Regions from separate parts of the Mus musculus genome. Here region 2 is linked to region 1. The links are chromatin loops, found by intact Hi-C in ENCODE. Cell type or tissue: left cerebral cortex. All regions are shown on one strand. Each heading gives the region's core, and the rest is flanking DNA. Links, peaks and the distances in the headings are about the cores only.

Region 1 (16,574 bases), core at 3,136-11,135:
CTCCTGCTCCCTGACCTGCTTGAGTTCCAGTCCTGACTTCCTTGGTGATGAACAGCAATGTGGAAGTGTAAGCCGAATAAACCCTTTCCTCCCCAACTTGCTTCTTGGTCATGATGTTTGTGCAGGAATAGAAATCCTGACTAAGACAGGTATCTTACTTTTTCTTTGATCTGTTGTATCGGTGACATTTTCCACAGAGATTTTCACTTGACTGATTTTTTTTCCTTTATTTCCCTCATGTCAGATTGGTCTGTCTTCAGTCCGTCTGTCTTAGAATAATTCCTATAGCCTGCATCATGATCCTTGTTTCATTCAGCTGTTTAGGCCTTAATTGGGTGCTTATTCTTTTATTTTTATTGTTTTGAACATTCTTGCCATCATTATGTCATTCTCTAGTTGACAGTCAATCTGACTCACTCTCACCTTTACTGTTGGATTAGTAATTTTTGAAGTTGGCTTTGGGTTTTGTGTTTCTTATGTTACTGCCTAGGCATGTACACATCTGGAGTTCTTTGCCTGGTTTACTTATTATCAGCTATATTTTCTTGTAATTCCTATACCCTAATTCTTTTTTTTTTAATTTATTTATTATTATACATAAGTACACTGTAGCTGACTTAAGAGGCATCAGAAGAGGGCATCAGATCTCATTACGGATGGTTGTGAGCCACCATGTGGTTACTAGGATTTGAATTCAGGACCTTTGGAAGGGCAGTCAGTACTCTTACCCGCTGAGCCATCTTGCAAGCCCAGCTATATTCTTTCACAACACATTTGAGTGTTATGTGGAACTTTAATGTAGCAGAATTGAGTGTGCAGTTTAGAAAATAGTTCCTTAGTCCAAGAATACCTAGAATCACTTTTTTATTGTTCCCTAAGTGGAATATTAACTGTAAGATCAACCACCACCGTTTGTTTAATACATCCACTCTGTATAAGTTATACAAACCAATTAATAACATTGGCCCATTTGACCTCAATCACTGTTAGATGAGGAACCAAGGACAATATGGAGTATATGCAGACGTAAGACTTTTCATGGGAGGTGTTGGAATAGTTTGCTTTTTATTGCTGTGATAAACACCATGACCAAAAGCAACTTGGGGAGGAAAGGTTTTATTAAATCTTACAGGTTAGAGTTCATTTCCAACCTTGATACATACTGCCTGGGCTTAGCAGCTTTCTGGGCCTTTGGTGTTCACCCACACAACCTCCTAAGAAAGGCAGTTTTCCATCCTTGCAACATGAGTAGCATTTGTGTGCCACTGGCTCACTGTGCTGCCCACAGTGCACTGTTCTCCAAGTGCAGCTCTCCTCAGCCTAATGTTTCTGCATCTCGGGTAGCTGAGGCTCTGTTACAACGTAGGTTTCACTCTCAGAGCTTCACACAGTCTGCTCAGGAGCTCCACGCAGGGATCCAGTGTTACTAAATGTTGCCTGCTTTTGGTGGCTTTCTGGAATCTTGGTGTAAGCCTCTATGAGCCTATAATCCTTGCATTTTGACCAGGACCATGTAGAAGATGCCAAGTTGCACTACAAGTTTAAGATAAAACCTAGTTCCCTTGGACCACAGCTTTAGTGCTCTCTGCCTGGGAATATCTCTCTGAGAACCCCTGGTCCTAGAGACTCCTCTGTTCAGCCATTCTCTTTTCAGGTGAGTTTGCTTTAATACATGGCTGGAGCTCTCCGTGAGTGAGGTCTTACCTCAGGGCAGCTTTCCATTTTCCCACGTAATGCCAAGTCCCTCTGCGCTCTGCAGTGGCACTAATCTCTAACCATTGTGCACACTTTGTCAGTGCCATCCCTGCCCACAACTTTAACTCTCTTCACAGTTTTAAACTTACTCATATTCCTCTCCTCACCAAACTGCATGGCTTTTAAAATACCTTTCTGCTCTGTTTTGTAAATATGGCAAAGACCAGTGAGCAGTCAGCATGCTGGAGCCTGGGTGTTAGGCTTTGAAGCTCCTCCACCTCAAACTTAGCCCATTACTTATGACTTTAGCCTTACTCCAAGTGTTTGGACACAGATAGAACATAGTCACATTCTTTGCCAGAATGTCACACTGAGGGCCTAGTGCAGTTCCCAGTAGTAGCCTTTGGTTTTTTCTAAAACCTCATCAGCCCACTTCTCTCTCTCTCTCTCTCTCTCTCTCTCTCTCTCTCTCTCCACATTCCTATTAACACTGTAGTTGTCCAAGTTTCCATCAGAATGGCCATGCGCTTGCAGCATTCTACAGCATCTCTAGCCCACTGCACCAAAGTCTTCCAGATTTCTTCTACAACCACAGCCCTGTCTGTAACAACAGCTCCACTTTGCCAGATCTCTTGTGGGTACCCGACAAGAAGCAATTTAAAGGAGCAGAGGTTTCTTTTGGCTTGCAACTGGAGAAGGCATGGTCATGTGCGCTCCACGGCAGCAGAGCATAGAGACTGGTTCCTCCTGCCAGTGGTCAGAAAATAGAAAGACAAATGCTGGTGAGCACGCCATATGTTTGAATTATGGAACGTTTTTAGTATAGATGAGCTCTGAGCTTACTAGTGTCTAAAGGGCTATCCTCTGCAAAGAGCTCTTACCCCTGCTCCCTCTGTGCACCAAGCACCGAGCCCAAGACTACACTTGAAAAAGGTCAGCTGTCCCCAGGCAGTGGCTCCATGTTGTCTTGAACTTCACCCATATGCTCTTATCCCGTCTGGTGACAGTAAAATGAAATCCAACAACAGCAGCCCCACCTCAGCAGAGCTCACAGAGCATGTCACAGCAAGGCAGCCGACAGCTGTCTGTGTCTCTTCCTTGCACTCTGTGGTCCGTAACCTTTTCTCCCTGTATGACAAATGATAACCTACTTTCTCTTCTCCTCTAAGATCTAATGCTGCTGAAAACAGTCACTCACAGAAAGTCTACCATTTCACAAGCCACAGAATAGCCGACCACTGCACATTTTTTGTGAAAGAAATCCTATGGAGGAAGTTAGGAAGATGAAAAGACTTTGTAGGATCCATTGAGCTAAACCTGGGATGAGCATTACAGTCATGGTATAATGACATATGTAAGGAGACTTCACACTTCAGATCGTGTGCATTGCACTGTGGAATCTACAACAGACTTGCTTTGTAATTTTTATAACCCCATAGAAATAGGTAGTGAGGGTCTTGAGATTTTTTTCATAGCTCAACTTGTCCTCTTGTCAACAAATTTCCTGTTACCTGTGATTCATGTGTGAAGAGATAGCCAGAAGAGCCTTCACCCTAAAGGTCACCCTGTGTCATTTAATGATCTCCTCATAATGACCCCAGTTAGCACAAGCGAGTTAGTGTAAGGCTGCTGCTCTTACACATATTTGATAGCCACTTTGGAAGAAAAGTTAGAGGAGGGTGCCTTAATTTCATGATCTGTAAGAGTAGAAAAAAGAAAAGAATGGGGAAATCATAGCAAAATAAATATATATAATACAATTTTGGCTAACTGTAATCACTGTATATTTCTTATTAGTGTACACAATAACCACTTTCACTGGGAGTATGAAAGGGGTCATAAAAGAGGAAACAGTTTAAGTACATTGTAAGATAGCAGACCAGACAAGCCCAAGGGAAAACAAGACTAGAGTTTTAGTCTGCTTTCTGTTGCTGTGATAAACACCATGACCAAATTCAACTTGAGGGAGGAGAGGGCTTATTTGGTTTATACTTCCACGTCACAGTCCATCATCAAGGGGAACTGGAGCAGGTGCTCCAGCAGGAAGCTGGGGGTGGAACTGACACAGATACCATGGGGAACTGGGCTCACTCACTCAGCTTGTTTTCTTACATAATCCATGGCTACCTGGATGGCATGTGGGGGGTGGCACCCACCCACAGCAGGATGGACTCTCCCACATCAGTCTTTTATCAAGAAAACAAAACCACAGACATGCCCACAAGCCAATCAGATGCAGGCAATTTCTCACTTGCGGTTTCCTCCTCCCAGGTGACTCTAGTTTGTGTGAAGTAGACAAAAACTTATCAGCACGCTAGCTATGAGACAAAGAGAGGCACAGTTTTCTACAGTTTTTAAACGTTTTTATGCCTACCATGGTAGTACATACCATGTTCTCAGCATGCAGAAAGGGCAGTTCTCTTTTAGTTTGAGGCCCACCTAGTCTATATAGCAAATTCCACACCAGCCAGAGATACATAGTGAGAGTCTTGTCTAAAATGAGTATATTAATTTAAAATCTCTGTGTGGGCATATATGTGTGCATGCACATAGGAGTCAGAGGACTACTTCATTTAAGGGAGTTGGTCATCTTGTTCAACCATGTGGGGACTGGGAACCAAACTTGTCCGGCTTGGCTGCGGATGCCTTTACCTAGTAAGCCATCTCACCAGCACCATAGAGGTTTGAGGCGGGGTCATTTACTTAGTTTTTTGTGTTCATGGATGTTTTGCCTTTTTTGCCTCCATGAATGTCTGTGCACCCCATATGTTCCTGGCACTTGAGGAGGCTAGAAGAAGCATCAGACCCTCTGGAACTGGGGTTACAGAAAGTTGTGAGCTATCATGTGGGTGATGGGCAAATACTCCCTAAGGGCTTTGAAAGACCAGTTCCTCTGCCTGTGTACAGGTAAAAGGTCTGTGCCTGTAAACACAAAGGACTAATCTGGTGGCATTCACTGTGCCTCCCATTTCTCTTTACTAGTAATGAATTTCCAAACCAACAGCTCTCTTGGAACTTCTAAATAAATGTTTCTCTTAGGTTGCAAAGAACATGTGCTGGAAGATGCAAAACCTGAATCCATCAGTGACACTGCAGACTTGGCCCTGCCACCTGAAATGCCAATTCTGATCGACTCCCATGCCCTGAAAGACATCCTGGGGCCACCACTGTATGAGCTGGAGGTGATGATTCTCATATCTATGTTTACACTGGTGCTTGCTTGATGTCGGACAGCTAGAGCTGGGGTCTCTGAAGCTAAGTTCTGGAAAATTTAATGGAAAATTTCCCTGTGTAGTGTTACACTTAGGTACTTAATGTGATAGTGTGGCTCTTGAATGGAAGTGACCCAAGTCATGACCTCTTATGGGCACCCATGCTGGCTTGACCCTGAGTCATCCCTCCACTTCATGAGTGCTCAATGATTTTCCAGTCATCCCTCCACTTCATGAGTGCTCATGCTCATTGATTTGCGTACGCAGAAGAGTTCTGTCTTTTATCGTATGCATTTCAATCAAGGATGTCCTGTTGTCTTGCCCACCGAGGGCTTAGAAAGGAGGCAGCAAATCAGCCCTGATCCCAACTACTTGAAAAACACAGACTACTACCAGTTCCAACCTGGTAGATAACCATCAAGGGTTAAACTATATGCTGCTCTATTTCTGTTACTGTTTTTTTCTGCTTTTCCCTTTCCTACGTCACCAAAGACCAGAAAGCCAGTATGAGCTAAAGCAGCAGATGGAAGTAGCTTATAAAATAGGGTGCTGAAGGTATTTGTGGTATTTAGATGGTGAGGTGATTCACAGGTAAATTCCTAGGAAAGATCTGTAAAGATGTCTATGAGGGCTGTTAAATTGTGTATAAGGCAGTGTCTCCAGCAAAAATTCCAAATCATTACCAGTGACGATAGTTTTTCCCAAGGGCTTACAACAAGGGAGAAGAAAGACTCCCCAAACTCATCCGCAGCGGCCTTGTATTACGTTCTGGACTGGCTCCCCACAAAGCTCCCAGTTGCCAGAACAGTCCTTGTTTATTCTCGCAGTGAATCTCAACGTGAACCATACAACCCAAGGTGTTATTGGGGTTGTTTACATTCTTAAGATACTATGAATTTGAATTTTTAAAAAACTGAGCTTAATTTTGGTTGAGAAAAGAAGTTGATGTGCTTTCTCGCTTGTTAGTTCATAATGAAGACAGCGATTCTGATCCCAAGTGTCATGGCCTCTTTCTCTAGACTTTCCATAGATAGCTCATTCCAGGGCAGTGGTGGCACACGCCTTTAATCCCAGCACTCGGGAGGCAGAGGCAGGCGGATTTCTGAGTTCGAGGCCAGCCTGGTCTACAGAGTGAGTTCCAGGACAGCCAGGGCTACACAGAGAAATCCTGTCTCAAAAAACAAAACACAAAAACAAAAAAAAGCTCATCCCAGCAGCAATCTGAGCACTTAAACTATATTAAAACAAAGGCTTGATACACGTTACACATTATATAACCTTCTCAGCAGATTCTGGATTCGGATGCATTTTTGCCATTGCAGGAGCTCTGACAGAGATGTAGCAGGAAGAACAAAAAGGAGGAATTGTAAACATGTCTTAGCAGCACTCTCTGATATCATCTGATTCTCTTTACAGCATCTTAGCTATTACATGTGAATACTTCTACCAACTTAGGTAGTTTGCAAACCCCACTCTCTTGTTTTCAAGCCTACATCCTCTCCCTAGACAAGGGCCTTGCCTCTCCAGGCTCCCTGCAGTCTGGCCCTTGTGGCTGTGCTCTTGTGACCAATGTCCTTTCCCTTGAGGTGCACTGTCAGCCCTGGAGCATACTCGCAGTCATATCCCTGTAAGGCTTGCCAGAGCCTGACTAGGATGCCAGGGACAGTAACGTGAATGTAAAATCTTGGTGGGTCCATAAGTCTTCCCCTAGACTAAAAAGGTCACAGAGAACTCTGCACATTTGAACATACCACTGTTTCAGTCATGTAATGTAAAAGCAAATATAAACTTGGCTACAATTAGATATGCAAATGTTCCTTAAGTGTTGATCTTCGAAGTGTTAAAACCAATAGGGCTAGAAAAACAACTCGGCAAGATAAAGATTGAGATCCATGTCTGAGATCCAGGCAGGGTTCAGTTCCCAGAACCCACATGGCAGAAGGCCACAAAGTTGTCCTCTGACCTCCACACATGTGCCATGGCATGCAGGTACATGTAAACATATACAAACGTTTCCAGTTTTTTCTTAAAAAAAAAAATGTAAGCACTAAGAGACCCTGTGGAGTGAGTATTCACTAAGCTTTTCCCCAGTCTACAGGTTAGCCTCGCTGGTGTGTGAGTGGGAAGTAACAAAGTAACTTGCGGGCTGGGGTTAGAGGTCAGTGGTGCACTCCTTGCCTAAGGCACAAAGCCTTAGAAGACGGTGAACTTGACATACTTTTATTTTAATTTGATACAGAGTGAGTGAGAGAAACATTCTGAAAAGGTTTGTGTCTGTTTTGTGTGTGCACACAGGCACATACCACAGTATGCATGTGGAGGTCAGAGGGCGATTTCAGGAATCAGGTCTCTCTTTTCACCATATGGGCTCCTCTGTGGATCAAAGTTAGGTCATCAGGCTTGGCAGCAAGCACCTTTATTACCAGCTGGGCCATCTTTCTAGCCCTAAGAAGACCATCTAAAACTGGTGACTCCACAAATCAGTAATCGAAATGGGAAGTTAGTAAGTGCTGGTGGGTAACCAGGGCTTTAAGTTGTTTAGTTGAGTCACCTTGTTTTTGAGGCAGGGTCCTTCTTGGTTTTGACACCACACATCAGGCCAGCTGGTCTGTGAGCTTCTCCTCCTTTGCCTCCCATTTCCTGTAGGAATGCTGGGGTGAGATTCACACTGCCATACTCAGCTTTTCACTTGAGCCTGGGACTGAACTCGGGTCATCAGATTTGTGGGGCAAGTTCTTTTACCCACTGTATCATCCTCCCAGCCTGGTTTCTTTTTAAATTTTATATATATGCGTGTTTCCTCTGGAAAAAAAATATACACCATAGATATATGTGTGTGTGTGTGTGTGTGTGTGTGTGTATGTATGTATACACACACACACATATACACCACTTGCACACTTGGTACCCATGGAGGCCAGAAGGAATGAGATTCCCCTAAAACTGGAGTTAACAGGCAGCTGGCTGGGCCACTAGGTGAGTACTAGTAGCTGACCCTGGATCTTCTACAAGAAGTGAGCTTGACTACTAGGCCACTGCTCCAGCCCCTTGCCTGGTTTCTTGAAGCAACATAGTTAATAGTTCTGAGGATTCAACTGTAACAATGTGATTAGCAGCTAATAAAAGTGCAACAAATGGCTTATTCTGTTAAACATGACTTGACATTCTGAAGATTCTTCTTTAGGGTTAGTCCATCCAGCTCTGGAAAGAAGCCAGGTAATGAAAAGAATAAGAAAATTGACTCAATATTAATTCTTTTCATTGTAAACACTCTCATCTATTTGTGTTGTTTTTAAACAGCACTGACCTACATATTTATCTTTTCTTTTTCAAATATAGAACTGAGCAGGTGCCAGTGCTAGAGGGAAGTGTGTGGGGTGAGCTGGGCTGATGCTGAAAGCTAGCTAAACTGCCATCTACCTGTGAAATTAAAGGTCAAAATGAACTCTTAAAGTTGGCCACCTACCCAGTGGCTTCACTGATGTCATGGTTTCCACTGCACACAGCTGCTAGAGCACCCAGCTCGCTCCCAGGAAGCGGCCAGTCTTTGCTATTCCATAGTGAAGCCAGGCACCTGACAGCAGAGAAGTTGCACATTGGATTGTCCTTGGTGGCACACTGTGCTTATTCTCTGGAGATATGGGGGTGCAGTCAAAGTTAGCATTGCTGTCTTCCAGATGCTAATCTGTATCTTCATACCTAGGGTGTATTAACCAGTAGTTTATCAACTAGACACATAGCCCCAGCTAAGCAGCTTGTTCCTCTTAAACTGGCATCCAGGTAGCACTGCCCTGAGTCTAGGATATCACCAAGGAGTGGCGACAGAAAGCCTGTGAGAGCTATAACTTGTCAGATAAGTGTTAGTGAGAAGATTGTTGCTCCCTGAAGCTCACATACTAAAAAGCCAGCCAGGCTTTGGATATGTAGAGATACACAGTCCATTGAAGATACCCTGAAAATCAAGGCATATGTACCTAGACCCAACTACTCTTGGAAGTCAGTTCCTCACCCATGTGTAGAGCTATATACATCTGGTGAATGCTAAATAAGAACATCCAGATAGTGAGACATGTGACTCAAAATAATGTCAGGTAATAAGCTGTCAGAAGTTAGTGCTTAAGTTTGCAGTCTTACAAGACAGTGTGATTAAAGTGCTCTGGAAATAATTTCTGCATGTTGTCATAACTAATATTTTCATCTTTCAAGGTATCTGAGCGTTTGAGTCAACCTGGAGTGGCAATAGGGTTAGCATGGACTCCCTTGGGTGGCAAAATCATGTTTGTGGAAGCAAGTAGAATGGACGGTGAAGGCCAACTAACACTGACCGGCCAGCTTGGGGACGTCATGAAGGAGTCTGCCCATCTCGCCATTAGCTGGCTTCGAAGCAATGCAAAGAAATACCACCTGACTAATGGTACATGGCCTAACTGCAGTGGGACACAGCTGGGAAGGAGGGCCCTGGACCGTAATCCAGGGAGTATCTAACTAACTCTGAGACAAGGATGACACCATTCACTAAAGTCCCGGGTTTGGCTTCTGAATCCATAGAGACTCAAGTGATCGCGTTAGACTATCTGGCTGAGTCCCTGAACTAGATACAGAAACAAACCTTTAAATCACACTTAAGAGAGAAGGAGTCTTACCGTCCAGACCTCACTCAAAGTACACTATCCATTAATATCTTTAAGCATTCATTTATACAAAGCATTCATTTTTGTGTTTGATTTTATTCAGAGAAAAAAAAAACTGGGCTTAATTTTTCTACATTAAATCCTTTCTTTTTCCCCCTTTTTAAAGCTTTTGGAAGTTTTGATCTTCTTGACAACACAGACATCCATCTGCACTTCCCAGCTGGAGCTGTCACAAAAGATGGACCATCTGCTGGTGTTACCATAGTAACTTGTCTCGCCTCACTTTTCAGTGGGCGGCTTGTGCGCTCAGATGTAGCCATGACTGGGGAAATTACGCTGAGAGGGCTTGTTCTTCCAGTAAGTATAGAAAACAGATCATGTACTTGTAATATTTATTTAAATTAGTAATTTTAAATTTACATGAATAGTAGCTTTCTGTAAAAACTTTGGCTAAAAATTTTAAATATTAAAATTTTAATACCTGTAACTAACTTATATTTTAAACTTTTGGTCAAGTAAAGAACGCCTGACCATCTCCCAAGTTTCCCTATGATCTAAAAATATTTAAGGGAAAAGAAATATCAGTGTGGTTATAGAAAAATCAGCCGTTCATCAGAATGCCTGCAGTCTCTTCTCTCTTCTTAGCAGTGAGGTGTGCTGCGTGTACCGTTGGCTTTCAAGCTCATTCCATGCTTTTTCAAGTTCCTTTGAGACATCCTAGCACCTTGTAGGAATCTTAAGAGTACCATAATTGGCAAGATTTATAGCAAAACAAGTTCAAAAGTCCTGCCTGGATCTGCAGGTTCCTGGGCTCCAGTGGGTATCCTGACCTGCATGCAAATGCTGTGGGAGCACCCGGACTTAGGGCTCTGTGACTGTGCCAGGACTTGTCTGACAGGACAAAATGTTGACGACAGAGCCATAACAAGAAAAGGAAGAGGAGGATGTGCAGCAGCAGCAGCAGCAGCAGCAACAAATATTCTTTTCCCTGCTAAAGTCCTTACACGGATGAGAGTAGGTTATAGACTCACTAAAGGGGCCAGGCACTTGCAAAATCCGAGCAACTCAGGAAGATTGAAGCAGCGTGGGCAACCTGGTGAGACCTTGCCTCAAAGTAAAAAAGATCTAGAAATATGGCTCGGTAGCAGAGGACTTGCTTGTTATTAGTCTTTCATGTAAGACTTAGTTCAATTCCTATTGAAAACCACTAAAATTATTGTACTCCAATATTTTCATTCAACCATGCAAGGACCATGAAAAAAAATAATAGAATTTTTAAAAAATACTTGCTAAGGCTGAAAAAAGGGGAACATTTTAGATTTTAGTTTAGAATTGGTTAAAAAAATGACTAAACATACATACACATATCACATATATATGTGGTGTGAGTGTGTGTGTGTGTGTGTATCATCTTAAAAGCAGCATACAGTCTAGCCAATTAGGCTAGAGTAAGTGTTGAAGGTACTGAGCCTGTAGGCATCGTTCTTGTGGCTCAGGGTCTACCTGCATGCAGGCCTCAGTCCTGGGTCACTGAAGAGGAGGACCTGCTGCGTGATGCACAGGAGGCCCAAGTCGTCTGCACCTTGGGGTTTTCCCCAGGCTGTGTAGGGCAAGTGATCCAAGATAACAATCCAGGCAGAAGCTTTCTTTTAATACCTTATCCTTGAAATGCACATAGCATCACTTCCAGCATAGTATGCTCCACACAGACAAGTCACAAAGCCAGGCTCACACTGGGAAAGAGAATTTAGACTCCATCTTTTGTGAAGGAATCATTATGGGCATAGATTTTAGGGTTTTGTTTTTATTTATTTTTATTTATTTATTTATAGCCACAAGAGGGGCGAGGACTAGTGGCATGTGCCTTTAATCACAGCATTGGGGGCAGGGAACAGAGAAAGACAGATCTCTAGGAGTTCAAGGCCGAGCCAATCTACAATGATTGTGTCACAAAACAAAAACAAATACCTTACAAGAGTCTAGTTTGGAGTGTTCTCATTTTTAGGTGGCACAAAAGCCTTGCTTTGTGGTAATGAAGACAATAATCCTGGAACACACTGAGCTTCCTGTGTAAGAGCAGTTCTGTTTGGTTAACTTAAAAATCTTTATTTTGTAAAAACAAAAATGGTATGTATTGAGATAGCATGATGTTCAATGCATGTACACATTGCATAACATTTAAATCAGCATGTATATTTCCTCCATTTGTCATTTCTTTATGGTAAAATCTTCAGACTTCTTTCTTCTAGCTAGGAATAGTAGAACCAAGCACAATCAACCTAAACACAAGGCTGCAAATGACAATTAAAACTATCCATAGCCATCGAGGTTACAGGTTCTCTCCTTAAAAGGTTTTAATATAGGTTACCATTAAGCTTTTCAGTGGCCTCCCAGCTCATACTATCCCAAGGTGGGAGGTGGGCTGAATGTCTAAGTCAGTGATGGTTCAGTAAAAGGTAGATGCGCTCGGCAGTGAACATGAACCTTGAGAGTTGTCTTCTTTTGCCTGGCAGGTGGGTGGAATTAAAGACAAAGTCCTAGCAGCACACCGAGCAGGACTGAAGCAGATCATAATTCCGCAGAGGAACGAAAAGGACCTTGAAGAGATCCCAAGCAACGTCAGACAGGATCTAAGTTTTGTTACAGCAAGCTGCCTGGATGAAGTTCTAAATGCAGCTTTTGATGGTGGCTTTCCTGTCAAGACCAGACCTGGTCTCATTGACAGCAAACTATAGGCCCGAACATAAGCTGAATTTAATTATGAGGCAAAGCTTGTTTGAGGCACCAAATGATCAAGCAAAATATCCCTAATCTGTGGATATAATCAAGATAGCAATGAGTCTGTTTAAGTAGTTGTTTATTACAGAAATGTTGGCTTAATAAAGTCATTAAACCTAGAATTCTGGTCTCCAGTGGGTTTGGTATCCCTGGGAAAGACAGAGGTACTCTGTGGTCCTAGAACAACTTTTTAGAAATGTTTAGGCCCACTATAAACCTGAATCCAACTCCCTCCGGTATAAAGTGGAGAGCCAGGAACCCCTCTCACCAGTGTGCCTGGTGTGTTTAATAACTGAGTGAGCTAGGCGTGGCACAGGCACCCGAACGAGGAGAGAAGCAGAGGCAGGTGGTTCTCTTGATCAAGGCCAGCCTAGTCTTTACACAGCAAGTTCCAGGACTACATAGGGAAACGCTGTGTCAGACAAAAACCAGCTGGCATACACTCTTAGCTATGGAGACTTAGATGTAGATTTTATCTGATCCTGGAACCAATCACTTGGAAGGGAAACTAGCAAAAACAAAACTCTAGGCAACTAACCTTGTGTTTGTGTTAAAGGGGTCTAGGATGAGACTGCACATGAGTCTTAGGCTAAGGGAAGCAGCAATGAGAACATTAATTATATGGGACGGGCATGCGCTGGCAGTCATTACAGCATCACAAGAGCTTTGGGTGCCTGTAATCTCAAAGTACAGCCCCCTCCCCCCCCAAAAAGCTGTATGTTCTAGGAAGGCCCCTAAACTCAGAATCCTCCTTCCTGCTCCCCCTTCTACTTATTTATGCTAAATTCCAAGCATGTCAACTTCCCATGCCTGTCCTGTCCTGTGACCATAGGATGATGTGTCCAAGGTACCATAAGATGAAGGCAGCCCCTTATGCTTACTAGATTTCTGAACCCAGTTTCTAACATGTTCATGTGTGAAATAATAGTTTAGTAGTCAAGCCGGGCGTGGTGGCGCACGCCTTTAATCCCAGCACTCGGGAGGCAGAGGCAGGCAGATTTCTGAGTTCGAGGCCAGCCTGGTCTACAAAGTGAGTATAGCCAGAGCTATACAGAAAAGAAAAAAAAAGTTTAGTAGTATTGCTGATATTGCTGATTCGACAAGAATCCAACATAAATGCAATTTTAATTCTAGAGTCAGAACCTTACATTACAAAACCTAAGAGATAATATAAAAATATTTTTTGATACTTCTTGGATGAGAATGGGGTCTGCAAGTTACCTGAACTCCTGTCAGGCCTGCTAATAAAACCTCTGGAGGAAATGTCAGATCCAAGACTACTTGGGGCACTGGAAAGACATTCACAACCCTTAGTGAGGTATCAGCCTCAGTAATGCTGCCGATTCAGGGGAGTGAAATCTTACACAGGGAGTGAAGAAACAATTGACAGCCTCCAGCCAGGAAGTCTCCACACCCAGCTCTGCCTCCTCCCTGCCTGAGGTGGCAACAAAAAACATCTGTTAAGGCTTGGGGTTTTTGGGGTCCTAGACCTCAGCACTGGCCTTCTAAATACTTAGGAAACGTCACAGGGCATCTTCTGTGCTGGCTTAAGTCAGTCTTTGTGTCTTGCTTTTCTTCTGTGTGGTCATCTTTGTGTGTGTGCATCCCCTGCGGGAGGCATCCCCTGGAGCTGGAGTTGCGAGTGCTTCTGAGCTGCCTGGTTTGGGAACTGGGAACTGAATTTGGATCTTCAGCAAGCACTCATTTGGTGAGCCATCTCTCCAGCCCATCTTTTGTTTCTAAAGGTGCCCATTTGAGGTTTGCCAGTAAGATTTTTGTTTTTCTAACACTGTTTTTGGTTTATTAGGAAGGAGTTTTTGAATGGAGAAAATGTCCAAAGATTTACCACTTACAAGTATCTAATTCAGGGACATCTGTGACATTCATTATTCCCACTGTCCATGACTTTTTCAGCACAATCAAAAAAACTAAACTCATTCCCTCGATTCCAGACCTGGCAACCACTCTTCACTCTCCTAAGTGCTGTAGAGAGTGACAGCATGTTTTCTCATGTCTAACATCTCACCAAGTGTCAGGTTTATCCCAATACCATGTATCAAATTTGCCTTTTATGGTTGAACAATCCACTATATACATATGGCAAATTTTATCCATTCATCTTTTGTTTTGTGACTGTTGGTTATAAACAGGAATATACAAATCCCTGCTTTTCTAATTATTTTGGGATGTGTGCCCAGTAGAACTTCTCTGGTGGTGCTGTGATCAGAATGGCCTAACAAGTATTCCACACTCAATAGGAAAGGGTCCAAGAAAACTAGCTAGCTACTCTGCCTGTGTACTCCTCCACCAGGAGGCTAGCACTGAGGCGCCATCTTGGAAGCAGGAGCACATGGACCTCACCATTCAACTTACCAACTGATTGATTAATCTGGGACTTCTGCCTGCAGATCAAACCCCAAGCAAATGATATACAATAATTCTGTCCAGCTTTCTGAGGGGTGTGTGTGTTTGTGTAGGATGGTACTTGGGATTAAATATAGGGCCTTGAATATGCCCCAAACACTGAACTACACTACACCTCAACCCCAGCTACATTCTCACATGCACAGCTGGCATTCTCACATGCACAGAAATTTTCAGGTATCAAAGCTGAGGGAAGCTGTGTACCTTGGTTATCAACTTTATAGGTTAGTTTCAATTGGTTCTGCCCATTTATTATTCCTCTAGACTTTTCTACAAACTACAAAGACTCTGAATTCCTGAGTCACATAATACGTTATATGCAAAATTTAGGGGTAAATGCCTTTTTATTTGTTCTTAAAATATTTAATACCAATTAGTAAATCAGTGTCTAGAGATAAAGTTATGGATATACTAGATTATGATAAATTATGAATGATATAAAATGTACATGAATCTAAAAAACAGGCTAGTGTGTGTACTAAAATATGATTTTTCTTTCCTCTTCCCTGAGAGCAACTAAAATTTGCATTCTAGACTAGAAGTATAGCTCAGTAGAATACTTGCTTAACACTGGGGAGGTCACAACTTCAATCTCTAAAACACAAAACCACTCTGTTTCCTGGTCATACCACAACATCCTCTTCATACCTGGGGACACAAAGAATCTCATTTGCAGTGCCAACTCCCAACAGAGTAGCCACTTGAGCTACAGTACGTTCTGATTCTCATCTAGGCACAGTGGTTAGTGATGTCTACCATTAATTTCCAATACTTTTCATGGCTGTGACAGAATACCTGAGAAAAAAGACTTCTTTGGGCTTGTAGTTTCAGGTTCCCATACAAAGCTGCACTGTGGCCGTGGGCTTGGGCTGAAGCAGAATACTAGTGGAAAGGGAGGGCATGCCAGAGTAAAGCTGTTCACCTCCTCACAGCAGCAAAGGCAGAAGAGCCAGTGAGGAAGATGCAGACAAGACACGGCCTTCCAAAATGCATCCCCCAGCAATGTAACTTCCTCCAACTAGCCCTCCCTCCCCCAACACACATCCACTGATGAAGACTCGGAATCAGTGACGTTCGTCAGTCATCCACTTTTCAGTACTACCATTGGAGGCCGAGACTCTGACACCAGACATTGTGGAGGATGCTTCATGTCCAGACACAACATGTCCTCCACCAAAACCAACTCAAGTCAGGCTGAGTGAGGGCAAAAGCATTTAGTATCTCCTCCTATAAGACACTTCCATGAAATAAACTCTACTAGTAAGTCATGCAAGTGTTAATTTTGACAATTCTTCCAATGTAAAATTCAGCTGGGATTATTGACTTGTTTTGTTTATTGAAATAACATGTTCAAAATCACATTATTTTAACCAAAGGAGAAACTACTGTGTGAGCCCTTTCCCATGAGAGCACCTAGAAGCTCCTTAGACAAGAAAAGCAGAGTCAGTCTCCAATTTGATGATCAAGGTCCAACAGTAACGCTCATTTCTTTGCTGTAGTAAAATGTACTGTGCCTTACGATGAAAATTATTCTTTATTAAAAAACAAAACAAACACAACAAAAGACAAAACAGATGAGTTGGTCACGGTTCTAATCCCTACCAATCTCTGTGAGTCCAAGTTCTTACTTATCAAGTTCCAAGCCAGCCAGTGCTGCAAGGCTGCACTACCAAGACTGTGGCTTGGTTTAAAAAAAAAGAATTTTAATTTTAGGGGGAAAAGGTCAATGACAATAAAAATTCACTTGATATACTATAATGTTCAGTATAAAATCTAAATACTGTCTGAGTGATGCCAGCCTGATAAATGTCTCTTTTGGCAAATGATAGAACTA
Region 2 (16,574 bases), core at 4,906-12,905, 57 kb before region 1:
GGCAGGCCCAAGTTTAGGTTTCCCCGATTAATATATACAACCAGTAATGATTTTTCTCTTCTTGTATGAACCATATGGTATTTATTGTGCCCTTTTAGTGATTAAACAATGTAGGTCTGTGGCATTTTTAACCCATCTGAAAATAGCATAAATACAAATGGAGCATCCTCCATCTGTAAATCTGGAGTGCTCTAAAATACCAAGAGTTTTCGATGCTGACATGATGCCCAAGTGAGACGCAATACACCTAACTTCATACACCAGGTCTCAGCCAAACTATAGGTGCTCTTACAGGACGAGGGGTGGTGAAGAGCCTTGACTGCTCTTCCGGAGGCTTTGTGTTTGATTCCTAGAACTCATATGTTGGCTCACAACTGCCTATAACTCTGGTTCCAGGCGATCTGGTGTCCTCTTCTGGCCTCTTAAGGCATTGCAAATATATATAGTACTCAGACATACGTTCAGGCAAACTATCCATACATATAAAATTATAAAAATATTTTTTAATGTATGGATAATGTATGGATATTTAAAGGTTTGAAATATTGTATAAATTGCCCATAAGCTGTGTGTGTGAGGGCCTTATATATGAGTATGATATATAGGTGAATCTTTTGTGTTGATATGGATACCAGTCCCAAGACATCTATTATGTATGTATGCAAATATTATAAAACCAGAAAGAAAAAAAATTAAACCCCGAACCACTTCTGTCCTCAAAACATTTTGGATATAACAGTCAACCTGTGTGAGAGAGAGAGAGTGTGTGTGTGTGTGTGTGTGTGTGTGTGTGTGTATGTGTGTGTAAAGAGCTGTGACAAGGATTTATTGTATATCTTGTACTTCTTTGTACTACTTCATGCTGTTTGTTTGTTTATTTGGCACAGTGCTAAACATGGTTTCTATGTGTTTGGAGAATTGATGTAAGATTAAAAACTAATTATATTTTGTAATTCAGCCCTTTAGATAAGTCCGGATTCTATTTATAAAGATTTAAAAATAACTACCAGAAGAGTAAAAATCAACTTTGTTTAGACATGATATATTTAAGTCACATTATTCCTCTAAAGACCATCGAGTCTCTTTAAAACGCATCGCTTTTTCAGATTTAGAGCATAGCTACATATAAATGTGCACGGATAAGCAGAGCTCCCAAAATGAATGCTGTTCTTTTTCCTCACCCTCCCCTTTCTCAGCCAAAACGTTTGCATCAGGAGATAGATTGCACACACCACTACCACCACACCATTGGTACAGAATGTGAAAAAAAATTAAAGAAAAATACTCAAGTTTTTTCTTTCATACAAAGACAATGGCTGTCAACTTTTTTCTTGCTTGGACTTTCATCTGAGATTGTGTTTTTTTAAAGTGTGTCTTTGTGGCACACAATTGAGTACAGTGCCCACAGAGGCCAGAAGACAAGTGTCAGCTCTGTAGCTACAGTTAAAGGTGACTGTGAGCTGCGGAAGGTCGGTGTTGGGAACCAAACTCGGGTTCTCTGAAAGAGCAAGCAATAAGCTTCCTTAACCACTGAACCATCTGTCCCAGCCCCTCATTGGGAATGATGATGGTGGTGGTGATACCAGTTATAAAGCAAAAGAATTACAGTATTTCCCTCTCTACTTTTATAATACATAACCTTTTTATATTACAAATTACTTTTAAGTTTCTCATGTATTTTTATGTGTATGAGTATTTTGCCCATCTTTCCAGCCTCCATATTACAATTTTTTGTGCACATTAGAGTGGTGTGCCTTATAGATGATAAGAGCCCTTTAAATAAACAGAGTAAAAACTTGTCCTGATCCCTGGCCAGCCATTTACATTATGTTAGATTCGAAGCAGCTTAAGTTTTTGGCAACGTATTAAGGCTGATCATCATGAGAGGTAGTCACATGATACTGGAATAGTCTTTGTAATTGTTTTGATATGTAACTTTTTGGGGAAAATGAAAAATACTAACCTTATAATTTAAATTTTTGATGTATAGAAAGAGTTTCGGGTTTGTATATATTTCACAGTAGCTGAATAGTCCTAATTAATATGTGAGTTGCAAGCAGTGATTTTAAAAAAGAAAGTAAGAATCCATGTGTTTTTCTTTTTTATTTATTTGTTATATGTAAGTACACTGTACTTCAGACACCCCAGAAGAGGGCATCAGATTTCATTATGGTGGCTGTGAGCCACCATATGGTTGCTGGGATTTGAACTCAGGAAGAGCAGTCAGTGCTCTTAACTGCTCTTAACTGCTGAGCCATGTCTCCAACTCCCTTGTGCTTTTCTTAATAATTTGTTTTACCACATATATATTCAAATGCATTAGAGTACTTTTTAAGCATTCTTCAAATTTTAGCTGATACATAAAAACAAATAGGTAGTTGTTAGTGGGATACTATGGAATGTTTCCACAGAATTCCTGTGGTTTTATTACCTTATTTATTGTGGTGATAAATATGCAGGATGCAGGGTCTTCATATGCTAGGCAAGCCCTCTGCTGTGGAGGCTTATCTCCAGCCAGAATTCATGTTTTCAAGTGGCCAGGTTTCCCTTGGCTCTCGGCAGCCATGCTCTGGGGCTCAGTTCATCATGGGAGTGCTGGTCTGCACACACGCTTGCTTACACTGCTAGCACCCAGAGGTAGCATTTGGCTGCTTTCACTTTCTTCCCACCTCTGTGTTTTCTGTGGCAGATGCTGCAGTATTTTTATACTGCATTGTGCACTAGGTTTGAGAGAGAATATTTTTATTTTGCGTATGTGTGCATTCTCACTACCCATGTCCTTATTCCCCAGGCTTCATTAAAGTTTATTCTGTATCTTCAGTAAGTGAATTACTTGTGCTGCCATAATGTTTAATCTGACAGAAGTCAGTCCTGAATAATAAAATATGCAAAACAATTGAGCATATATAGATAGACACTCGTGTGCTACATTTCCAAGGTAGTTTAAAAAAATTAGAAGTTTTTCTCCTCTAATAAGTACAAGTAGTAGTTAATCTTTCTACCAAAAACCCATTTATCTAATCAATTCATAGTAAATCAATGTTTTTCTCTGCTCATGAAAGCAGTACACTTTGCAGCAGTGTTCGAGGAGCTAGACAGTTGGCAAGCCACACGCTGTTTAGATGCAAGAGTGTCAGTAAAGGGGATAGATTTGGGTGTCGCCTAGGTGAGGATTTTCCATTTGATGTGAGGTCACAGAGACGGGTGCAGTGGTATATTAGCTTTATGATGCCATTCAGAGACTCGTCACCGTAACAGTGGTGACCGGGTCCCGGCGTGCTTGTTCTGATGGTGATGGTTATCTTCCTGGCTTGATTTCTAGACCAGTGCCCTGAATTTTGGAGATGTCACTTCCGGCTGAGGAATAGTAACAATACTGTACATGCCCAGTGCTATTAAAAAGACATGTGTAGAAGTAGTTTTCATAAAGCACAATTCAAGTGAGACCCGATTCCGATTGTCCTGACTTCTACTAAAAGTAGCTCCTGATCAGAGTCTGCTCTGTTGAGACCTGCTAGGTGGCTTATAGAGTTTCTTTCCCAGTCTTCATGAGATTGGCATTGGCACTGCTGTCCCATTTTATAGATGAGGAAACTGAGTCTTAGGTCAAATAATTTGTGCCAAGTTCCTCCTTACCAGTGGTGGTTTGGAGGCCCTGAGGGAGAAGAGTGCTAACAGCTGTGCTCTGCCTGTGCTCTGCAGTATGTACGACTCGGCTTCTGTCATCTGCCTGCTGCTCATAGGGGCTACAGCCATGATGGACTAGGAGCAGACGGGTTGTAGAGCCAGTCGGTGGTGTATATATACTGCGGTATTGGAAATGACTGTGTGAAGGGAGTTCAGGAGAGGTTTCTGAGACCCACTGGGAATTCAGCATGGTGGTGCTCACGCCTGTAACCCAGGATGATAAGTCAGAAGAATGACCACAAATTTGAGGCTACCCAGGTACATAGTAAATTCCAGGCCAGCCTGGGATACACTGTGAGGCCCTGTCCCAAAAACAAAATAAGACAAGAACACTAATCTTTCTCTTCAGAGAATTTTTAGTAAATACATAGGCAAGGAAAGTATGGGAAGTGTATTTATTAATTAGCTTTTTACAGTATAATGAAGAAAATAAATTTCTTTAGCTCACAGTTTTTAAAATTGAAAGTCCCAACAGCATTGGATAGGCTCTTTCAAGGACTGTCTTTGGCCACATCACATCATAGGAGCTGATACTGGAGCGAGCGATTACACTGATACCAGGAAGCCTGACACGAGGAGGTGAAGTCCACTGGTGTTCTCTTATAATAGCCCTCTTCTAAGAACTAGCTCAGAATTTGTTAGGAATATTTTAATTCCTTTATTAGAAACAGCATGCCCTCCAAGTAGACCCTAGTTCTTAAAAAGTTTGACTAAGTCCTGATATGGCCACCTGGGGACCTAAACTTTACCACATGGGTCTTTGAAGGACACTCAAGCCATATCTATACCATAACGGGGAACATGATGTTAAGAACAGTAAAGAAAGCTAGGCATGGTGACACATGCCTTTAATACCAGCACTTGGGAGTCAGAGGCAGGCGGATCTCTGAGTTTGAAAACAGGCTGATCTACAGATGAGTTCTACGGCAGCCAGGACTGCACAGAAAAACCTTGTCTCAGAAACAGACAAGAAAGAAAGGAAAAGCCTACAGGTTTGGAGGGTCTTGATTATGAATGAAGCAAGAGAGGGTTGGCTGCTGTCGGGAAAGCTGCTGACTGATAGATAGACTGTGATTAATCTTAGTTGTGGACAGAGAGGGTTGGACCTTTTCTGTGGGCTTGGGGAAGCGTGAGAAGTCCCAAGGACTTATTGGCTTGCACTGCTCTAGAAAGGGTCCTGGAATAACATTTTCTCCTTTGACTTTAGGTATAGAATTATAAGTACCTGTTTTTAAAATCATATCAAAAACAGAAAAGCAAGAAATGGTCCTTACCTCCCCACTTCTCAGAGGAGAAGGGGAGGGGGTTATGGGTGGGGGGTCCTGATAGGAGACGGGGAGGCTGCGACTAAGAGGAAAAGTGAGTAAATAAATCAGTGGGGGGAAAACCGAAATGGCCCTTAGAGAATTTGAGATGTGAACAACTTTCTTTCCTACCACACTTAACACTCAGAGTAGTGGCGAGCCTGTGTTCACTAGAAAAAGAATTTGAAAAAGTTCAGTGATTTCTTATGTTGTTTTTCCCATGTTCCATTCTCAAAAATTTTTATTATTAGTATTTAAATTTTTAAAAAATTTTCACATACTATATTTTGTGTTTTTACCTCAATTCCTCCCAAAATTTTACCTCTGTACCTAACCAACTTTATAACCCCCCCCAAAACAAAAAAACAAAACAAAAAATAAGAAACAAAAACCCCAGCAGACCACAAAAATGAAAATCAACATAAACAAGCAAAAACCGGATAAGACTAAGACTAAGGAAAAAAAAAAAAAAGCCCAAAGAAAGCATAATGAGACAAAAGGTCTCCAAAAGTACTATTGAGTTTGCCTTGTGTTAGCCAACTATTCCTGGGAATGAAGCCTGCTTAATATACCGAGGGAGACTCCATTAGAGAAAACTTTTTCCCTTTGCCATCAGGTATCAACTGATGATAGCTTCTTGGTTAAGGGTGGGAACCCAGAGGGATGTCTACTCCCCTTTGTCGGCTGGCTTGAACCTGTGCAGGCCCTGTGCATACTGTCACGGTCTCTGTGAATTGATACGTGCATCTGTCCTGCTGTGTCTGGAAGACACTGTTTCCTTGGAGTCGTTCATCACCTCTGGTTTTTACAAAGGTTGATAGCAATGGTGATACGACTCCTCCTCCTCCTCCTCCTCCTCATCATCATCATCAATTTAAAACAAGGTCTTGTTTTTCCAAGGCCAGCCTTACTTGCTATACAACCAAGGATAGCCTTGAACTTCCGATCAGCCTGCTTAGCTTAGGTGGTGCTGAGGATGAAACCCACGGCCTTGTGCTTTGCTAGTCAAGTGCCCTACATCCCCAGACCCTCTTTCTGAAGCCTTGAATGTGCTAGTTTCTTATTGTAAACAGACTCTATTGTATCTAGCTCCAGCGCTGGTCATCTTCCCTAGATAAAAGCCATTTCTGTGACAGTTTTTCAGGCGTTCTTGCTTTTTCAAAAGTCACTCTGTTCTGCCCTACTTCGTGCAGTCACGTGGCACAGTTGAGGCTTGCTCTGTAAATCAGCTCTGTGGTTGGATGGGCCATGATGTAACTACTGCTGCTCCACTTACTGGTGCTCATTCTCTTGCAGGCAGACAGCCCTTGAAACCCTCTCAGAAGCAACATCTGCTATCTGCCTGGTGGAGGCAAGGCTATAATAAAATAAGTAGAGAGCTTTAGCAAGCTTGCCAGCTCTGTAAGGGAGAGGCGCCTCTTTCAGTTGTGTAAACATGCTTACATCTGCTGTAATTACATAACGACTGATTCAAATGTGACAACACAGCCTCTAACATTTGCACTCAGATACAGGACTGAACTGAGTTATACCATAGTGCATCTAGGGCAGGAATGGAGTATAAGCACCATCTACCTCAGATCTACTTACTATAGTTAATATCACATTATTGCTTTTAAAAACAAAAGATTTGAATCGTTCTCCTTCAACCAGAACTATTTGACTTACAGTTCTTCCAGTGGTCATGGACAACTTGCAATTAGTTAGAATCAAGTAGGAAATTAGAATGAACCTAACACCTTTCGGTATATGGTAATGCTTTTACATACATAGAGCATCCTTCCTGTGTGCTGATGAGAGCTAAGAACTTGTAGTCCCAAAGCCTGGCTTCTCAGTGTTGTTTCCTCTTGATCCTCATTGCTGTGACTTTGCTCTCTGCAGGCGGACCTATGTGGGCAGTATGCCTGGTCGTATCATCAATGGCTTGAAGACCGTTGGGGTTAACAATCCAGTGTTCCTATTGGATGAGGTTGACAAGCTGGGGAAAAGCCTGCAGGGGGATCCTGCAGCTGCGCTGCTTGAGGTAAGGTCTAGAAAATTCCCTTTGAAGTCACAGTTGAGTATGAGTAAGCATAGGCCATATCTAAGCCATGTATAGATTGGTCTGTAGTTAGTTACAGGAAAAACAATGGCGTGTAGACTGAAGTCTGGAGCTAGTTACATCTACATAAAAATCACAAACTTCCTCCTCTTTGTGATGTCTTTCTTTTTAATTTATATGAAGTAAAATAAAATTTTAGACATGTTCTTTATTCACAGAGCACTGGTAATTTATTGCAGAAAGAAATGATAAAGTCTTCTTCTCCCAGGGCCCGTCCTTCTCCTGTGCTTTAGCCTCCAAAAGCTTTTGTTAATTTGCTCCATTTTCTAAATGCTTGACTTAGTCAGGCACAGTGGTACATGCCTGTAATTCTTGCTATTCAAAAGGCTGCATTCAGTGCCAGGCTGGGCTACATAGCAAGATCCCAAAAAGGGAGAGTGAAGCAGAGGCTGGGGGGGGCAAAAGAGGGAGCTCAGGGCTGCAGAACAAAACCACTTCATCTGTGCAGACTCTGCCAAAGGAAACTGAGATTTTTGCCTTCACGTTTTTGATTCCACATCTTCCTTTATAAATTGTTATCTCTTTTTTAGTTACCTCACTATTGGTCATTAGCAGTTACAGATTATGTGGTCCTTTTTCAGAGCTGAGCCAGGAGTCCTGTTCTTCCTTTTCTTAGACCTGCTTTTGAAAATCGCTTCACCTCTCTTGTGCTCACATCCACCGTTTCTGTTCTGCTCTCAGGACCGGCAGCCACTCGGGTGTTGTAGGTTTTACTGTTGTGAGTCTTCCAGTTGGAAGCAGTTGTTTTCTACCTGTGGCACATGGAGCCTCCCTGTGTTGTCCTTCACCTCCCACCATGTTGAATTTCCTGCCTCCCCAGTCTGTGTTTTGGTTTACCTCACTCTGTGTTGTTAACTCAAGAGGAGCTTCTGCAGGAAGCTTATGTGGGTGGTATTTTATAAACGCAGAATGTAAAGCAGCTTCATGTTTCCTCAGGAAATCTGACTGGGCATGGAGTTCTAGATGGAAATAATGTCTGTGTAGGGTTTTCCTTTGCCCCAGTGACTTCCTGGTTTCTAGTGTTGCCATTGGTAAGTCTGAAGTCACTATGCTTCTGCCCTGCCTTACTCTCTGAAAACTTGTGTGATGGTCCCTGAGAGACTTTACAGATGGCAAGGAAAACAAGCAGGGTTACATAGAAATGAAGTTGGGATCAGCTAAATTTAAATTACTGGTGCTGGGTGAAGACTTTGAGAGTCTGGCCTCAGCTCATATATTTTTGCCATATTTAAACATAGCACAATGTTGGTGAAAGTTTTCAGGTAACAGTTAGCTCAGCCTGGTGAGTACAAGGCTTAAGACATGTTTACATTGATTCTCTTTACACAGTGCATATGGCTTCATCTATTAGAAGAGTTCTTGCTGACCTAGAAGCAGTGCTCAAGATAAAGGTCTAGAGCAGTGGTTTTCAACCTTCCTAATGCTGACCCTTTAATATAGTTCCTCGTGTTGTGATACTCCCAACAATAACATTTTCATTGCTACTTCATAACTGTAATTTTGCTACTGTTATGAATCCTAATGTAAATATCTCTGTTTTCCAATGGTCTTAAGCAACCCCTGGGAAAGGGCCATCCAGCCTTCAAAGGGGTTGAGAGCACAGGTTGAGAGCTACTGGTCTGGGGAGACTGACTAAGGCAAACATAATCCCTGTGTGAGTCCGAATTTGACCTGACCCTGATACGACATAGAAATCACACAGGCTGTGGTATCTCACAAGGATGAGTTTTATGGCCTAGAAGTTATGCTCAAGGTTTTAGAGGAAAAGGGTCTGGGATAAGTAAAACATTTCTGGGAGACAGGTAGAGCCTGACCCATCAGACAGCAAAGGGTTACCAGGTTGTAAAACTACATCCATTCCCAGCATTCCAGGTGGAGGTCAGGTTAGACACGTCTTTCCTTTGAAGGATACCTGAGAGTTTACCTTCCTGACTTCTCCAGTGCTTATCTGTATGTACAAGCATGCTTTAGCCCTCTACAACAACTTAGAATCATCTCTTGATCTCAGTTGTTCAGCTTTATACAATATAATACATAATATGTATATATGTATATATGTGTGTGTATATATGTATGTATGTGTATATATATATACATATACATATATATATGTGTATATATATATATATATATATATATATATATATATATATATATATAAAATAACTTGCCTGTTACCTGTTTTGGGTCTCAGACATTTTTGCTGGTTCTTTAAAGAGTTTTCAGATTTTTCTTTTTTCATTTTGAAAGACTCTCTTTAATTCTTTTGTTGGTAATTTTTTGCTCTGTTTTGTTAGAACCCAACATTTTATTTCTATTTTACTTGTATGAATTTTTGTGGCACATATGTATGTATACCATGTTTGTGTCTGATATCCACAAGAGGGCATTGGATGCCTGTGGCTGGAGTTACAGATGGTGTGAGCCACTAAGTGGATGCTGAGAAGGGACTCTGGGTCCTCTGCAAAGGCAGCAAATGCCCTTAAGCACTGAGCAATCGCTCCATCTCCAAAGGTGGTAGATCTATAGCTGCCATGCCTTCTCATTCCTGTAATTCATCCCTTTTATTTTTTGTTCTACTTTCTGTGAGAACAACTTCAGCTTTATCTTTTAAAAAGGGAACCTTTTCATGTGTTAGTCATACCAAAAACATCTCTACCTATTCCTTTTTAACATCCTGCTTTTGATACGTAGAGGTAATTCTGTGAAAAAAGGTATTGATAGATTTTTTTTTTAAAATTAACTTTGCTTCTCTCTAAACTATTTGTTGTCTGTATCTTGTATTAGAGTCTTTCACTGGACTTCTGTTGTGTTTTTCTGTTGTGTACTTTCAGTTGTGCTGGAAACTAATTAGACACTAGGAGGAATGGAAAAGCCAGCCCCCTGGGTCATCTGTGGAACTCTTTCTACCAAAAGCAGTATTCACATTCTTCTTAAGCTCACATGGAACCCTCTCCAGGACAGAACAGATGCTGCACTGTGAAACAAGCTGTGATAAAAGTTAGAAGGATAAACGCGTACTGTGTGTTCTCCTAAAACATCACAGCAACTAGAAATGACTGTGGACATTGGAGGAAGTCACAAATACGTAGAAATTCACACACTCATGAGTAGTCAATGGGCCACAGAAGATACACAAAAATTAGGAAGTCATCTATAATGAATGAGAAGGAAACAGCCAAGAGAGTGTGTTCCAGGAGAGGGTATTAGACTGTTCTCACACTTACTATGATTCTATTGTTTAATGTATTATCCTAGACTGTTACCTAAACTGTTTCTTTTTTATTATTATTAGATATTATCTTTATGTACATGTCAAATGTTATCCCCGTTCTTAGTTTCCCCTCCGAAAATCCCCTATCCTCTCCCCCCTCCCCCCTCCCCCTGGTCCCCAATCCACCCACTCCCACTTCCTTGACCAGGCATTCCCCTATACTGGTACATAGAGCCTTCACAGGACCAAGGGCCTCTCCTCTCATTGATGACTGACTAGGCCATCCTCTACTACATATGCAGCTAGAGCCATGAGTCTCTCCCTGTGTTTTCTTTGATTGGTGGTTTAGTCCCAGGGAGCTCTGGATTTACTGTTAGTTCATATTGTTGTTCCTCCTAGGAGGCTGCAAACCCCTTCAGCTCCTTGGGTACTTTCTCTAGCTCCTTCATTGGGGACCCTGTGCTCCGTCCAATGGATGGCTGTGAGCATCCACTTCTATATCGAAGTGTCCACACTTTGGTTTTCCTTCTTTTTGAGTTTAATATATTTTACAAATTGTATCTTGAGTAATCTGAGCTTCTGGGCTAATATCCACTTATCAGTGAGTGCATATCATGTGTGTTCTTTTGTGATTGGGTTACCTCTCTTAGGATGATAATCCTTCAGATCCATCCATTTGTCTAAGAATTTCATCAATTCATTGCTTTTAATAGCTGAGTAGTAGTACTCCCTTGTGTAAATGTACCACATTTTCTGTATCCATTGCTTTGTTGAGGGACATCTGGGTTCTTTCCAGCTTCTTGCCGTTATGAATATGGCTGCTATAAACATAGTGGAGCATGTGTCCTTATTAAAAGTTGGAGTGGTATTGCTGAATCTTCCAGTAGAACTATGTCCAATTTTCTGAGGAACCGCCAAACTGATTTCCAGAGTGGTTGTAAAAGCTTGCAATCCCACCAACAATGGAGGAGTGTTCCTCTTTCTCCACATCCTCACTAGCATCTGCTGTCACCTGAATTTTTGATCTTAGCCATTCTGACTGGTGTGAGATGGAATCTCAGGGTTGTTTTGATTTGCATTTCCCTGATGATTAAGGATGTTAAACATTTTTTTAGGTGCTTCTCAGCTATTCGGTATTCCTCAGTTGAGAATTCTTTGTTTAGCTCTACCCCATTTTTAAATAGGGTTATTTGGTTTTCTGGAGTCCAACTTCTTGAGTTCTTTATATATATTGGATATTAGTCCCCTATCAGATTTAGGATTGGTGGAGATCTTTTCCCAGTCTGTTGGTTGCCGTTTTGTCTTACTGAGAGTGTCCTTTGCCTTACAGAAGCTTTGCAGTTTCATGAGGTCCCATTTGTCAATTCTTGATCTTAGAGCACAAGCCATTGCTGTTCTGTTCAGGAATTTTTCTGCTGTGCCCATATCTTCGAGGCTTTTCCCCACTTTCTCCTCTATAAGTTTCAGTGTCTCTGTTTTTATGTGGAGTTCCTTGATCCACTTAGACTTGAGCTTTGTACAAGGAGATAAGAATGGATCAATTCGCATTCTACATGCTAACTGCCAGTTGAGCTAGCACCATTTGTTGAAAATGCTGTCTTCTTTCCACTGGATGGTTTTAGCTCCTTTGTCAATAATCAAGTGACCATAGGTGTGTGGGTTCATTTCTGGGTGTTCGATTCTATTCCATTGATCTACCTGTCTGTCACGGTACTAGTACCATGCAGTTTTTATCACAATTGCTCTGTAGTACAGCTAGAGGTCATGTTGTTAAGAATAGTTTTTGCTATCCTAGGTTTTTTTTTATTCCAGATGAATTTGCAAATTGCCCTTTCTAACTCAGTGAAGAATTGAGTTGGAATTTTGATGGGGATTGCATTGAATTTGTAGATTGCTTTCAGCAAGATTGCCATTTTTACTATATTAATCCTGCCAATCCATGAGCATGGGAGATTTTTCCATCTTTTGAGATCTTCGATTTCTTTCTTCAGATACTTGAAGTTCTTATCATACAGATCTTTCACTTTCTTAGTTAGAGTCATGCCAAGATATCTTATATTATTTGTGACCATCTTGAAGGGCGTTGTTTCCCTAATTTCTTTCTCAGCCTGCTTATCCCTTGTGTAGAGAAAGGCCACTAATTTGTTTGAGTTACTTTTATATCCAGCTACTGAACTGAAGCTGTTTATCAGGTTTAGGAGTTTTCTGGTGGAATTTTTGGGGTCAATTATATATGCTAATGTGAGACCCCGGCTTAAAGCATTTCTTCCTGAAAGGTAGAGCCCCTAAAACATTTCCCCAAGCTTGTTTTCCCTGATCTTTAAAAATACAGCTAGAAAGAAGCTCTTTGTTCTCTATAGCCAGCAAAAAGCCTTTTTGTTTCTATACTGTACAACCAGAGATGCCTGCCTTCCTGTGCCGAGGACACAGAGATAAAAATTCAGAAAGAACTCACTCCCCACTCCTGCCTTGTAAATTTCACCAAGGACACCTAGAAGAGAAGAACTGTTCCCAACTCCTCCCAACTCTCCTCCCAACTCCTCCCAGTTCCTCCCAACTCCTGAGCTAGATGTTAAAAGCCCCCTACTGTCACCACTCGGGGTCAAACTCCCCTGCCCTGCATGGCAGAGGGACTTCGTCCTCAGCTAGCTGATAATAAAACCTCTTGCAGTTTGCATCAGGTGTGGTTTTCTCTCGGGACATTGGGGTGTTGGCCAGCTCATCCTGGGACTTGAGCAGAGGCCCAGCATCGGGGGTCTTACACTATCATATCATCTGCAAATAGTGATATTTTGACTTCTTCCTTTCCAATTTGTATTCCTTTGATCTCCTTTTTTGTCGAATTGCTCTACAAGTACTATATTGAATAGGTAGGTAGAAAGTGGGCAGCCTTGTCTAGTCCCTGATTTTAATGGGATTGCTTCTGTTTAGTTTGATGTTGGCTACAGGTTTGCTGTATATTGCTTTTATTATGCTTAGGTATGGGCCTTGAATTCCTGATCTTTCCAAGACTTTTATCATGAAAGGGTGTTGGATTTTGTCAAATGCTCTCTCAGCATCTAATGAGATGATCATGTGGTTTTTGTCTTTGAGTTTGTTTATATAGTGGATTACGTTGATGGATTTTGTATATTGAACCATCCCTGCATCCCTGGGATGAAGCCTACTTGATCATGATGGGTGATCATTTTGATGTGTTCTTGGATTCGGTTTGTGAGAATTTTATTGAGTATTTTTGCATCAATATTCATAAGAAAAATTGATCTGAAGTTCTCTTTCTTTGTTGGGTCTTTGTATGATTTAGATATCAGAGTAATTGTGGTGTCATAGAATGAATTGGGTAGAGGACCTTCTGTTTCTATTTGGTGGAATAGTTTGAGGAGTATTGGAATTAGATACTCTTTGAAGGTCTGATAGAACTCTGCACTAAACCCATCAGGTCCTGGGCCTTTTTTGTTGGGAGACTATTAATGACTGTTTCTATTTCTTTTTTGGGGGTGGAGTGCAGCGAACTTTATTGATGGTATTCAAGAGAGTAGGGAGGGCTCCCTAAGCCCCTTCTGTTATTATGGGGGTCTGGGGTGGAAATTGTGAGGGAGATGCTCAGTGTTGGGGGCCGAGTTGGGATAGGGACTCCTCAGCAACCAAGGGCCTCTCTCTTGCTCTCAGTGTCCTTGCTGGGGTGGGTGGTCCAGGGTTTCTTACTCCTTGGAGGCCATGTAGGCCATGAGGTCCACCACCCTGTTGCTGTAGCCATATTCATTGTCATACCAGGAAATGAGCTTGACAAAGTTGTCATTGAGAGCAATGCCAGCCCCGGAATTGAAGGTGGAAGAGTGGGAGTTGCTGTTGAAGTATCAGGAGACAACCTGATCCTCAGTGTAGCCCAGAATGCTCTTCAGTGGGCCCTCGGATGCCTGCTTCACCACCTTCTTGATGTCGTCATACTTGGCAGGTGTCTCCAGGCGACATGTCAGATCCACAACGGACACACAGGGGGTAGCAACATGGAAGGCCATGCCAGTGAGCTTCCTGTTCAGCTCTGGGATGACCTTGACCACAGCCTTAGCAGCACCAGTGGATGTAGGGATGTTGTTCTAGGCAGCCCCACGACTATCACGACTATCACGCCACAGCTTTCCAGAGGGGCCATCCACAGTCTTCTGAGTGGCAGTAATGGCATGGACCATGGTCATGAGCCCTTCCGCAATGCCAAAGTTGTCATGGATGACCTTGGCTAGGGGGGCTAAGCAGTTTGTGGTGCAGTATGCATTGCTGACAATCTTGAGTGAGTTGTCATATTTCTCATGGTTCACACCCATCACAAACATGGGAGCATGGGCAGAAGGGGTGAAGATGATGACCCTTTGGCTCCACCCTTCAAGTGGGCCCCGGCCTTATCCATGGTGGTGTTTTTAGAATTAGAATTTTGTTCATGTGGCTATCTTCTTTTAGGTTTGTTGAAAGATTACTTTCTTGCTTTTTCTAGATCGTAGTTTCCCTCCTTGTGCTGGAGTTTTCCCTTTATTATCCTTTGAAGGCCTGGATTTGTGGAAAGATATTGTGTAAATTTAGTTTTGTTATGGAATACTTTGGTTTCTCCTTCTATGGTAATTGAGAGTTTTACTGGGTATAGTAGCCTGAGCTGGCATTGTGCTCTCTTAGGGTCTGTATGGCATCTGCCCAGGATCTTCTGACTTTCATAGTCTCTGGGGAGAAGTCAGCTATAATTCTGATAGATCTTCCTTTATATGTTACTTGACCTTTTTCTCTTACTGCTTTTAATATTCTTTTTTTTTTTTAAAGATTTATTTATTTATTATATGTAAGTACATTGTAGCTGTCTTCAGCCACTCCAGAAGAGGGAGTCAGATCTCATTAAGGATGGTTGTAAGCCACCATGTGGTTGCTGGGATTTGAACTCTGGACCTTCGGAAGAGCAGTCGGGTGCTCTTACCCACTGAGCCATCTCACCAGCCCGCTTTTAATATTCTTATTTGTTTTGTGCATTTGTTGTTTTGATTAATATGTTACAGGAGGAATTTCTTTTCTGGTCCAAACTATTTGGAGTTCTATAGGGTTCTTGTGTGGTCATGGGCATCTCTTTCTTCAGGTTGGGGAAGTTTTCTTCTATAATTTTGTTGAAGATATTTACTGGCCCTTTAAGTTGGAAATCTTTGTTCTTGTCTATACCTATTATCCTTAGGTTTGGTCTTTTCATTGTGTCCTGGATTTCCTGGATGTTTTGGGTTTGTATCTTTTTGTGTTTCGAATTTTCTTTGCTTGTTGTGTCCATGTTTCCTATGGAATCTTATGCACCTGAGATTCTCTCTTCCATCTCTTGTATTCTGTTTGTTATGCTTGCATCTATGGCTCCTGACTTCTTTCCTAGGTTTTCTCTTTGCAGAGTTGTCTCCCTTTGCTATTTCTTTACTGTTTCTACTTCCATTTTTAGATCCTGGATGGTTTTGTTCAATTCTTTCACCTGTTTAGATGTGTTCTCCTGTATTTCTTTAAGGGAGTTAATGTCCTTATAGTCCTCCATCATCATCATAAGAAGTGACTTTAGATCCATATCTTGCTCTTCTAGTGTGATGGTGTATCCAGGACTTGCCATGGTGGGAGAGTTGGGTTCTGATGATGCCAAGTAACCTTGATTTCTGTTGCTTCTGTTTTTATGCTTGCCTCCTGCCATCTGATTATCTTAAGTGCTCTCTGCCCTCAATATATCTGATTGGAGCCTGTCCTTCCTGTAATCCCAGTTGAGTCAGAACTTCTCATAGTCCAGTTTTCTTTGGGATCCTGTGATGCTGAGATCCTGGGTGTGTCAGAGTTCTTGGCAGTCAAGCTTCCTCTGAGACCCTGAGATCCTGGTGTGACCAAGCTGCTGGGCTCCTAAGATCCTGGGCATGTTAGAGCGCCTGGAAATGGTACCTCCTCTGGGTACCGTGGGGCTGTCTGCTGAGTTTGAAACCAAGGTATACCAACACTGACCAGAAGTAACCTGAGCCACTGGTCGGGCTGGTCCCTGCTCCAGCTGTCCGCAGCCTCTGCCCCCCACCTCCCCCAGTTCTGTTGGAGCAGATGTTGTGTTCCATTCACCAGTGATCCTAAGATCCTGGGCATTCTAGGGCGCCTGTGGGGTGGAGAATCCTCTGGAGACTGTGGGACTGCCCACCAAGTTTGGGCCCAAGGTGTCCCAGCACTGGTGCCGACTGGAAGGTACCTAAACTATTTCTTAAACTTGGTGCTTGTTAGAGTCCATTTT

The links. A loop is a pair of places that touch in the nucleus more often than their neighbours do. Peaks named below come from ENCODE experiments on the same cell type or tissue, not always from the same donor. Only the 100,000 strongest peaks of a DNase experiment are listed, where the experiment ranks them.
Region 2: a loop joins it to region 1, with 2.2 times the contacts of the local background. A loop is called at or near these places in 8 of 42 quality-filtered maps.

Annotation. Positions count from the first base shown.
Region 1 is chr8:86,704,199-86,720,772 of GRCm38, forward strand. It overlaps Lonp2 (lon peptidase 2, peroxisomal), which reads left to right. Exons shown (of 15, transcript NM_025827.3): 12 at 4,735-4,877; 13 at 9,114-9,321; 14 at 9,705-9,895; 15 at 12,052-12,438. The coding sequence ends at 12,273. It also overlaps a transcript of Siah1a not described here. Among named protein-coding and RNA genes, the nearest start is that of Gm10638, 33 kb to the right of the region's middle. In left cerebral cortex, for the core only: no CTCF peak of the experiment used is centred there; DNase peaks (open chromatin) are centred at 3,797, 6,261, 6,496, 7,923 and 5 more places; H3K27ac peaks cover 6,802 bases.
Region 2 is chr8:86,645,304-86,661,877 of GRCm38, forward strand. Lonp2 (lon peptidase 2, peroxisomal) reads left to right here. Exons shown (of 15, transcript NM_025827.3): 8 at 6,873-7,014. Among named protein-coding and RNA genes, the nearest start is that of Gm22305, 18 kb to the right of the region's middle. In left cerebral cortex, for the core only: CTCF peaks have their summits at 6,340 and 9,456 (motif pointing right); DNase peaks (open chromatin) are centred at 6,292, 6,859, 7,444, 7,864 and 2 more places; H3K27ac peaks cover 2,544 bases.